Linked DNA regions of Mus musculus: region 2 is linked to region 1. A link is a contact called in ENCODE Hi-C or POLR2A ChIA-PET data. All regions are on one chromosome and are shown on one strand. The core of a region is the stretch at or near the end of the contact, and the rest is flanking DNA. Distances in the headings are between cores, read along the strand shown. Region 1 overlaps Gm29899 (a long non-coding RNA gene). Region 2 overlaps Nid2 (nidogen 2).

Region 1 (5,935 bases), core at 1,131-3,630:
AGACGTGAACCACCACCATTGGCTAAAATTCACCCTTAAACCATCCTTGTAAAAATATATTAGCAGGACTCATCTTTGCAGAGAATTCCTAGCACACCGCAATAAAACCTTATCCTTTGGACAGAGAATCTGTATTTTCGTTTTAAATAGGTGATGGTGACACAGATGGAAAATGGACTGGAGCTTTACTGACAGTCAGTGGTTCTAGGTCAGCCTCGGTATGCAGGATTCACAAAGTGAAGTTGGAGAAGGAGAACTGAAGTCTAAGAACTTGCAGGTGAACAGGGAAAATTACATTTGAAAGGAAGCGAAACCACACAAGCCCTAGATGCACCATTGGTAAATTCCTCAACTTCCAAAGAAGGATTTCACTGTGTGGACTCTTGTGGATGGAACAGAGTAGAATAGTTTTGCTTATTTCTTAGCTTCCACAGCAATGGAATTGTGTGGTAATGCTACAGGTACGTGCTGTGTGACAAAACTTTTCCTGGGGACATGCAACACACATCTACCCAAGCTAGATAGGGAACCCACAGCAGACCAAAGTACAGATACCACTGTAGGGCAAAAGGTTCAAGCTCACTTCCAAATTTGAAAGGTCACCAAAACCCACCTTAAACCCCTCCAGTCCCTGAGCTTGAAATCCCACTAATCCCTGAGTCTGAAATCCTACTAGTTCCTGGGTTTGCACTGAGATCTCACCAATCCCTACCCTGGAATTCTTCACCCTGGAAAACTCATGCCCCACGAACCCCTATATAAAGCCGGCCTCCTGTAAGTTCCCTGCTGCTCCTCATCCAAACCACCCTCTTGTGTGTCTTCCAATAAATCTCTTGTGTGAGGTTTGCTGTGCAGTGTGGTTTTGTGGTATTCCTTGGTTCCCGACTGCTAGAATACCTTTCCTCTCAGAGCTGCAACACTTCCACTGGGGAAGCCTTTCCCCCTTAGAGCTGCAACACTTACAACCACCGAAGTCCTATTTGGTGAACCAATGAGTTTTCCTGGGGTTACTTACAGGAATATTGGTTAAGGGTTACTTATAGGAGCTGAAATGACTCAAAGACAGTTGCATCACCAAGGCCCACCCCAGCACAGCTAGCAGCTCACAAAGTTGGGAAACCTGAAACACACAGCACAGTCTGCTAGCAGCTCAAACGGTTGCAGAGTGTCCATCCCAAGGGACTCCAGTCTTAACCTCTTCCAGGCAGCTCAGCTGGTTTCTGCTTCTTCCAGGCAGTTGGTCTGGTCTTGGAGTCTTCTTTGCAACTTTTCTCCTCTCAGAATCCTTTTCTCCTCTCAGAATCCTATTTCATCTGAGACAGCCCTCAACTTTTAATGCTTACTCTGGTAGGGAGAGACCTAGTGAATCTACTCAGTTTTAGGGACTTCCTAAAACTATTTTGAGTTGTTTACCTACTTAAGGAGCTTCCCTGCAGGATGAAATGTTCCAGTCTTAGAGGAAACTATTATACAATAGTGTACCAGAAAAATTCTAAAGACTAGAGACTTAGAGTCTTAGTTAGGGTTTTATTGCTGTGAAGAGACACCATGATCATGGCAATTCTTACTCAAAAACAAAACAAACAAACAGAACCCATTTAATTGGGGTTGACTTACAGTTTCAGAAGTTTAGTCTATTATCGTCACGGCAGGAAGCATGGCAGTATGCATGCACACATAGTGTGAAGAAGGCGTTGAGAGTTCTACATTGTTATCTGCAAGCAACAGAAGGAGACTGTCCACACTGGGCATCGACTTTGTTTGCGCTTAGCTTGAGCATGGAAGACCTCAAAGCCTGCCCCCCCCCCACACACACACAGTGGCATATTGTTTCCAACAAGGCCACCCCTCATAATAGTTCCACTTCCAATGGGTCAAGCACAGGGAGGTAGAGACACAGGCAGATGCCCAAAGCTGACTAGTCAACCAGTCTCGTCAATCTGGGAGCACCGGGTTCTTCAAGAGACGCTGTCTCAAAAGATAAAGTGAAAAGTGTTCAGTGAAGACAACTGACAACCACTTTGACCTCTACATACACACATGCATAAAACACACTCACGCAAACACACACACACACACACACACACACACACACACACACACTGGTGTTAGTATCTCTCTCTCTCTCTCTCTCTCTCTCACACACACACACACACACACTGGTGCTAGTATCTCTCTCTCTCTCTCTCTCTCTCTCTCTCTCTCTCTCTCACACACACACACACACACACACACACACACACACACACACGCGCGCGCGCGCACACTGGTAGTAATATGTGAATAGCTTAGGGTGGTACACTAAGCATTCCAGGCTCCTAGCAGCCCTGCCAACAAAAGGAGGCAGACAGCAGTGACAAAGAGGAAGTATTAGAACTTCCCTGACCCAGGAGGGCCTTCCAGAAGCTTCCTCTCTGCCTCCTTCCTTCCCCAGCCCATGAGGTGTGGTTTCCGGAGCCTCACCAGGGTCTAGAATCAGTCTTTCCTATTCTATTCCCACCACTCCCTGTGCATGCTTTATAGCAACAGTGAGCAAGGGACTCCATGGCCCATCCCAGAGCTGACCAATTGGATAGTCTTGAGCTCCTAAGAGAGTCAAGGATTCCATCAGGGGTGAGACCTTGCTGCTCTCTGCATGATGAATGAACTGAAGGAGAACCTTGGAGAGTTAGACAGGAAGCCAGCTGTGCAGTTGTCTGGGCTCTTCCTGCCACAAAGCAAGAGTATTGCAGACAGTGGTCTTCCAGTGCATTCTCTGACCCACGGTTCCCCTATGCCAGCATTCCCTTCTCTATGGCCTCTTACATTGCAAGGTCTTAGATACTTTTGTTTTTAAGGGGAAAGGATGAAAGCCTTAAGACATTTGCAAGATCCTATTCTTGGCACTGTACCAAATTCTGGGGGAGGATGGCCCTGGAGACAGGGTGGGGTGAGTTCAAAACGTTTCTAACATGTTCTGGCTCTGGGCCCAACATTGTTGAAACTGCTCGGAGGAGACCCAGAACACTTGGATTTGGGGCTTTAAGACTATCTTTGTTTAGATGTTCAAATTTGTTTAAATAGTTTCTCAAGCAGAAACAAGGAAAGAACTTGAATAGAATTTTCCCCCCACAAAACAAATCTTTTCCCAAGCCTGGCCGACCAATTCACTCCAAGAGGGTATTCTTATCTTTATTGAGTGTTTATCCAAACAAGTAAAAGATGCAAGGTTCAGCTGAGATCTGTATCCTCTAGGTTTTTAACAGGAACTAGAGTTTATCGTTTTGTTTGCTGTTACATTTTAAGTCTTGCATGTATCTTATCTCTTCTTCTTTTTAATGGTCCTTTCTTGGGAAAAGGAGCAGGCTCAGTATAAAGTCTAGGCTAGCTTCAAGCTTGGAGTCTTCCTGCCTCATCCTTCCGAGTGCTGGAATTGCACCCTGACCTCCAGCCTGGCTTTTGACAGTCCTTCCCCTTACATATGTGTTTCTCAAGTACAGGCAAGAAGCTGGAGGCTCAGCTGCCTGAGGGAGCTGTAGGGAAGGGATTCTTTTCTTTCTTTTTAACAATTTATTTACTTTTTATTTCTTTTTACATGCATTGGTGTTTGGTCTACATGTATGTCTGTGTGAGATACCAGATCCTGGAGTTACAGACACTGTTGATCTGCCATGTAGGTATTGGAAATTGAACCTGGGTCCTCTGGAAGAGCAGTAAGTGCTCTTAACCACTGAGCCATCTCTCCAGTCCAAAAGCAGGGATTCTTAAACTTTTCCTCTTACAACCCTTTTCATTTGAGAAATTTTTACATGAATCTGGACATACAGGTATATAAAATAGTCATACACATCAACTATTTACTGATAATGAATCATAATTCATTTTAAAGTAATGCTTTGGTATTTTCATCATTTATTAAAGAAAAACAAATTTGCATGCTAATGAAATATGCTTATTTATTTATACGTAAAAAATTAAATCTTAGGTAAATATTTAATATTGTGGGACAGTATTTTTCATTATTTCTACATTTTAGAATTGATTGATTTTGACTTTATAATTCTAAGAATAAATAAATACTTAGCAGACAGTGACAAAGGTATATTGACAGCAATTTCAGAAATTGTTGGAAATTCATTACGTGTTTGTTCTTAGGAAAGTTAAGTCAGCAATTCAAAGAGCAATTTTTGAAGCCAAACATTTCAACATAATGAAACCCAGAGCTGTATGGATTTGACATTTACATGCTGAGAGGCATAATGGTCAGATAACACTGGAAGTCTTTGTCTTCTGAAGTGAGACGACTGTGTTGCTAGGAAAGCAGAGAACTATAGGAAAAGCTCTGTAGTTCAAAGCACACAACAGTCTTAGCTCTGAGCCCAGGCGCTTTGCTGGGTACTCCTTACTCTTGCCAGCACGACACATATCTTTTATTGTTGCTAAACACTGGGTGAGCGCCAGCTCAAGAAGTTTTGGTTTTAGATTTAAGAGCTGATGAGGCACGGAGCTGGGATGCCAGTGTAGGTGTCTGCTTCCAGCCTGCCAGTGTGATCTGCTACGGGTTTACCACCTGGGGTTCTGGTAGGGAAAAGACGCTGTTTCATAGTGTTTGTGGTTCTCATGATATAAATATCCCCACCATGGCTAGTCGCAAGCTGCCAACTTGATTGCACTGAACAAACTTGTTAAGAAATCTACCACATCTATTCTTTCTGGCATCAGTTGTCATCGTCAGCTCACCAAGATCGCCTTGTATGTACTAATGCCATCAAATACCCTGAGGAGCCTAGCACACTTGTTTTGTCACCTGACCCTCTGTTCTCCAGCAGTCATTCCCACAGAGGTCCATCCCAGAACAACCATTGGAGGAACCCAGCCAGGCACTACCCTGGAGGTTTACACGGTGTTTCTAACTCAACTTGCCCATAACCATTTCAAGGAGACACTACTGTTTTCCTTACTTCCTTAAAAATTAATTTAGAGGTCTGGAGAATTTAAATGGTTTGGTGAAGATCACACAGAATACAAGTGAAGTGTGTCTAGACTAAGGCTAGACCAGACTCTTGCACCTTGCAGGTGACCTTTAGAGAAGGCATTGAGAAGTTAATGAAGACTGGCAAGAAGCAGTTTTACACAAGTGCTATGGGACAGATGTTATTTTCCCTATATGATACCAAACGTTGGTTACCTGAACTGGTGATAGCAGACATTGTAAACATCAAGATATTGGCTGTGTTTACATTTTTTTAAATCTGAACTTTCCATGGGTGTGATGATGTACAACTTTAACCCCAGCACTTGGGAGGCAGAGTCAGGCAGATCTCAGAGTTTGAGGCCATCATGGTCTATAGAGTTCCAGGATAGTTAGGGCTACATAGAGAAACCCTATCTCATTAAAAGCCAAACCAAAATCAAAACCTAACCAAAACTCAAAATCAAACAAAATTTTAGACATTTTAATAAGGCAGTTCTGATGGAGAAACAGATGTCTAGAATTGAGTCCACAGTCTGCTACCAGAAGCTTCATCTCTGAAACAATGCCATTTTGAGTCTTTGGTCAAAAAAAAGATAACAATTTTTTTAAATTAATTAATTTTGAGACAAGGCTTCACTATGTAGCCCTGGCTGTCCTGGAATTCACTATGTAGACCACACTGACCTCAAACTCACAGAAATCCCTCTGCCTCTGCCTCCTCTGCCTCTGCCTCTGCCTCTGCCTCTGCCTCTGCCTCTGCCTCTGCCTCTGCCTCTGCCTCTGCCTCTGCCTCTGCCTCTGCCTCTGCCTCTGCCTCTGCCTCTGCCTCTGCCTCTGCCTCTGCCTCTGCCTCTGCCTCTGCCTCTGCCTCTGCCTCTGCCTCTGCCTCCTGACTGCTGGGATTAAAAGCATGCACCAGCATATCCAGCTTGTGATAATCAATTTTTGAAAAGTATTTTTAGATTTATTTATCTCATTTTA
Region 2 (5,481 bases), core at 11-2,510, 44 kb after region 1:
CCGGTATGCAGGAGGCCCTGAGATCCATCCCCAATCTCTCTCTCTCTCTCTCTCTCTCTGTCTCTCTCTCTCTCTCTCTCTCTCTCATACACACACTCTCTCTCTCTCTCTCTCTCTCTCTCTCTCTCTCTCTCACACACACACACACACACACACCATTCCTAAACCAATAGCAATAAGTAGTTTTCTCCATAGAAAAGCCTGTGATATTCTTGTCACGATCTATTCTGCCTTTTTTTTTTAAGTTTTGTCTTTTTTTTTATTTAAAAAAAAGTTAATGCCTATCACTTGTTGAAAAGTTGAGTTATGACTAATTTTCTATTTCTGTCAAGCTGGGCTCACTCAGCGTAATCACTGACTCCATTCTGACAGGTCAGCTTTTCTCTTTAACCAAGGTGTTCTAAGCTGATGAGCCCTCAGCTTGCTGCTTCCCAGGATGTCTAATTGCTAAAGGAATGTTCTCACTGCTCTCAGCACTTCTCAATAAGTATTTTACTTTTAATGTCTGTCTGTGTTTGGGAATGTGCACGTGAGTGTAGGTGCAAAAGTAGGCCAGAAGAGGGCAGTAGATCCTGTGGAGCAGGAGTTACCACCCATGGGAGTTCTGGGAACCAAACTTGGGCCTTCACTACTCCTCACCGCTGAGCCACCTCCAGTCCCCTTCGCCACTTCTTACCTGTGTGTTTTCTCTCAGCATGCTGCAAACGCCCGTTAGTTGTTAACCTTCAGTTGTAGCCCTTAGTGTTAGTTGGATTACCCCTGGGGGGGTAGTAGGGATCTGGACCTTCAGAATTCAGACTCATGTGCTTGCTGCACTCATGACTTCTTCAGGTGACTCACCGCAATCCTCTGCTTCTGTTTCTTTATCTGGAAAACAGATTAAAAGTAGCACTTGCTGCCCCCAGCTCTGGTGCAGCTGAGGGTTAATGTTAAAGCCGATGGTGTATTTCAGCCTGCTTAAATGTTAGCTCTGTAAATCTTGTGTTTGCTGATGCAAGGCTTTGTCGCGGCTGCATTGTTACACATCGGGAAGCTAGATCTTCTCATTGTCTTGGTTTTTGTTCTCGCCTGGGGTATTATTCTCAGTAATACTGAGTCTTCAGTTTTTTCCACCCTGGCCTGTTCCTTGTTTTCAAACATAGCCCTGGAAGGCCACCACAGCCTGTTTCTTTCCAGAGCTGACACTCAGGCCAGCATCAGTGGCTAAAGTGCACTAAAACTCTTTGCCCTTCCTGCTTGATCAGCGTTCTCTAGGTGTCTCCAGACTACCCTGACTTCTGGGGGATGGGAGGCAGAAGCATGCGCAGTACCCTGCCTCCTAGTGGCCGTGCTTGGAATTGAGGTATTGCCCAGCATCCTAGCGGAAAGCACTCACCTGCCTGTGACCCAACTTTCAGGCACACTTTGGCCATTTCTTCTGCAGAGGATAGCGTGATGGCATTGAGGGCAGGCTCCTCTCGTTCTTGCTCTCTCCGTTTCGTCTCCCTCTTGCACAGCTACCTCTCTGTAATGGGAAGAGAGTGTGGGAGATTTGGGGGTCGAGCTTCCTCTGGTGCAGGGTGGTTTTGTGGAGATTCTGTGGACTAGGCTGTTTCTGTTGCATGAAAGTCATCCTCAAGCTGGGAAGCACAAAGCCTGCAAGGACCTGGGGCTCCTCAGTCCTGTTTCTTGTCGTCTCTCTTCCCTCCCCAGTCCTGCATTTGACGGCAAGTGTTGACGCAGCAAGTGTGTGTACATCCTTTAAGCTTGGGTTCCATAAGAGTTAGACAGACCTTGGTTCTTAGTTCCTCTCTTTTGACTTCCTCTCAAAAGATTACTCTTACATTGAGTCATACAAAATTGCCAGTATTTGGCCTTTTTTTCTCCCCACCTCACCAAATAGTGATTTCACAAATTTCACTCTAATGCGCGCTTACGGTTTGTCTGCAAGGCTGCTCTCAGGCCACTCAGCTCACCCTCATTGTAGTAAGACCCAGTTGGCCGCAATGATCTGAGCATCTTGCCAGAACATATAAAGTTAATCCCTCAGGCTGAATGTTATTCCCATCTTTGTAGCGTCAAATCTATTTGTTTATTACAGTCCAAGCCGTTTTACGGAGCGCTTGTGACGTCTGGCGAAGCTTGGTAGTAGCGATGCTGGAATCCTTTGGCTTTCTAATGCTCTTTGCTTTATTCTTCAGTCTTCACGTATAATGGCGCCAACCTGGAAACCTGCGAACACAGCCACGGCCGGTGCTCCCAGCATGCCTTCTGCACCGACTACACCACTGGCTTTTGCTGCCACTGCCAGTCGAGGTTTTACGGAAACGGGAAGCACTGCCTGCCAGAAGGTGATTGACAGGCCGGGGCTGCTGCATGTATATTGTTGACCCCTGCCTGTTTCCAGTTCCAGTGTGGGTTCTGCTTGGTGTCCTTACATCTCTGATGCCTGAATCCCAGCACCAGTGACTTTCAAGGGTTCAGGGGATGACTGAGTGATAAATACGTTTGGACTGGTTTCCCAATTTGAGAGTGACTTGAAACGTTTCTATTTTGCCCTCTTTCTAGCTTGGTAGAGCTAAAGGGGAGGGTGAAGAAGGGGAATGGAAGAGAGACAGGCAGGACTGGGTCATAAGTGAGGAACCGATCACAGAAGGGACTTGTTAAATGTCGCTCTAACTATGACTGTAACACTGTTGAGACAGGAGAAGCAGGAGGGTTGAGAGTTGAAGGCTAGCCTAGATTTTATCACGAATCCTCAGTTGGCGTCTACAGAGAGCTTATTGCAAGGAAACCCAAACCAACAGTGAGAACAGCAATAATAGTAAAGAAATGTCTCCAAAGAGTGAGCATGAGGCGTGGTCAGGAGAGTGGGCTCATCTGTGTACACCGGTCCCCAGCCTGATGGGGGCCAAGGCTGAAAGGATTGCTTTTGTCTTTCAGGGGCACCTCACCGAGTGAATGGGAAAGTGAGTGGTCGCCTCCGAGTGGGTCACATTCCTGTGCACTTCACTGACGTGGATCTACACGCTTACATCGTGGGCAATGATGGCAGAGCCTACACTGCCATCAGCCATGTCCCACAGCCGGCAGCCCAGGCCCTGCTCCCTGTCCTGCCCATTGGAGGTCTGTTTGGCTGGCTCTTTGCTTTGGAGAAGCCAGGCTCTGAGAATGGCTTCAGCCTCACAGGTGAGCAGAGCTCAGTTCTGGCAAACCGGGATTCAGATGTGGTACCTGGGCAGCCTCTGCGGATGATTTTGTTTCTGGAGAAACGTGCTCAGATTCCAGGCTGTTGGAGGTTTTGAATTGCAGAGGTTTTGTTGTACGTGGAAAGCTTTCTGCTCTTACAGAAAGAAACATAATGGTTTAATGACTGGTAAATTCCTATTTTCGACTATCATCCCTCAGCATGGAAGTATCAAGTTAGTGTAATTTTGGAATGGACTCTGTTAATATGCTAGATTTTAAAGAGAACGGGGACAAGGGGAATTGAGAGTCTTTGAGACCTTCGGGAGATCAGAGGGTCTGCAGCTTTCCAGAACTGAGCCTGGGCGTGGCATACTCTCCTTCGGTACCGTCTCCAGAGGAGACTGGGGAGAGGACACACACACTCCTCTTAGCTAGTCGAACCCACGCCTCTGATATGATAGGCAAGTGCTTTATCATCCAAGTCCCAGCCAGTCTTCAGAATGACTTAAACAAGAGTCTTGTCACCCACTTGCTGAGTTTCTGTCTCCTGCAGGTGCTACCTTTGTCCATGACGTGGAAGTCACTTTTCACCCTGGAGAGGAGAGGGTTCGTATCACTCAAACTGCCGAGGGGCTTGACCCAGAAAACTATCTGAGCATTAAGACCAACATTGAAGGCCAGGTGCCCTTCATCCCAGCGAATTTCACAGCCCACATTACTCCGTACAAAGAGTTTTATCATTACAGGGACTCAGGTATGTGTGAGTTTCCACAGCTGTAAAATGGACGTGATGCCTGCCTCACAAGACAGTGACAAGGGTTAGGTTAAGTGAATAGTCACATGGAATGCCCCAAACTGCATAGAACACAAATGAGGTTGATATAATTGTGTTCGTTCTTGTTTTTAGGACGTATACACAGTTATATTTTACATATGTGTGTATATAAAGTATACAGGTGATCAGAGTGCTGACAAGAATGTCAGAGTACACAAGAATGTCAATATATTTGCACATTATTTTCAGATAGTAATAACCGATAAGATGCTATCCTCCAGGCACGGCCTGTTTTGACTGTTAGACTTTAGGAGTCTCTGTAACTGTTTCAGCTGATGATTTTGGTTTGCTTTAGGGGTCACAGAAAGATGCTTTCCAGTGTTCTGAAACAAAGCTGAGATTTGGAGTCAACATATAAATCGATTCACATCATGGATTTGCAATTTAAAATCATTGCAAAGTCATTTTTTCATTTTTCTTAGCACAAGAAAAAATAAACATTTTCTGCTGTTGATAAGTTGCATACGGTATAATTAGCTGTACAAAGTTTATCCAGTCTGCCCTGTCTCACAGTGGGTATGAATATAGCTCAACACAGATGATAGTGTCATGTCAGAATGTCAGAAGGTTGGGCACACCTATACACAGTATTAGCTGCATACAAGGTGGTCACAATAGTTGTTTTGAAGTTTGTGTGTCTTGAGTGGCACCTGTTTTGTGCCCCCAGCTTCCAGCATGAGAGCTGGGTACAGGGAAAAGATTGGAATACAGACCTTAACTGTATTCAGAATAGACTAGGTCTGGTCTTGGTGCAACTCCCAAGAGGAACAGCCTTTTGCCTTGCTTTTCCCTAAGCCTTGCTGACTGTGCGAAGCTGTGGAGGTGGGAGTGGGGTGGGGGTGGTTTCCTTTGTGGAATGTGCCTCAAATCTTGAGAGATGTAGAGCTGGATTGCCTTGAGTTCCAGTCAGAGATTTACCACACCCCAGGCTATTCCCTAAACCCTGTGGTCTCTGCACACGCAGTCAGTGCCTGTCTTATGTGGCTCTGAGGAGCAAACTAGGTGGTGTGCGTACAGCCCTCAGCACCAGCAGCGTTCACACACCAGGACATCATGATGCTTGTTTCTAGTGTGTGATGACGACTGCAGCACTTGTAGTCCCTTCCCTTCCTCAGCGGTGTGGCTCTGTATCCTCTCAGGTTCCAGGAGGTCCTAGGTCTTTCCTTGCCAGCTTCCTGTAGAAACTCTGGGAGTTCTCAATGGCACCTGCTCCCAGGAATGGGGTAGAAAACTGTAGGAGGATACACCAAACAGGAACATTTTTGTTTTCAGTATTTTAAAGTTTTACCAGTTTGCCTGTAAAATGTTTGTTACAGTCGTGACGTCCTCCAGTTCCCGAAGTTTCTCTCTCACTTCTGGTTCTATTAACCAAACGTGGTCCTACCACATTGACCAGAACATCACTTACCAGGCGTGCAGGCACGCCCCCAGACACCTGGCCATCCCTGCCACCCAGCAGCTGACTGTCGACCGGGCCT

What was found. Hi-C counts contacts between places; a loop is a spot of excess contacts on that map. ChIA-PET counts read pairs that join two places held with the same protein, here RNA polymerase II (POLR2A).
Region 2: a loop to region 1 is called in a map of left cerebral cortex, with 4 times the contacts of the local background. The contact joins two enhancer-like sites. A Hi-C loop is called at or near these places in 2 of 37 maps with a recorded cell type or tissue (both left cerebral cortex). POLR2A ChIA-PET finds 5 or more read pairs at or near these places in 2 of 5 experiments (Patski and embryonic stem cell).

What each region holds. Positions count from the first base shown.
Region 1 is chr14:19,731,156-19,737,090 of GRCm38, forward strand. All of the region lies in intron 3 of Gm29899 (a long non-coding RNA gene), which reads left to right. Among named protein-coding and RNA genes, the nearest start is that of Nid2, 17 kb to the right of the region's middle. Within about 2 kb of position 2,381, at least 1 of the 3 ENCODE cell types and tissues checked has a DNase peak (open chromatin) inside an H3K27ac peak, as active enhancers do.
Region 2 is chr14:19,775,816-19,781,296 of GRCm38, forward strand. Nid2 (nidogen 2) reads left to right here. Exons shown (of 21, transcript NM_008695.2): 5 at 2,181-2,330; 6 at 2,923-3,168; 7 at 3,722-3,922; 8 at 5,320-5,481. Among named protein-coding and RNA genes, the nearest start is that of Nid2, 27 kb to the left of the region's middle. Within about 2 kb of position 1,261, at least 1 of the 3 ENCODE cell types and tissues checked has a DNase peak (open chromatin) inside an H3K27ac peak, as active enhancers do.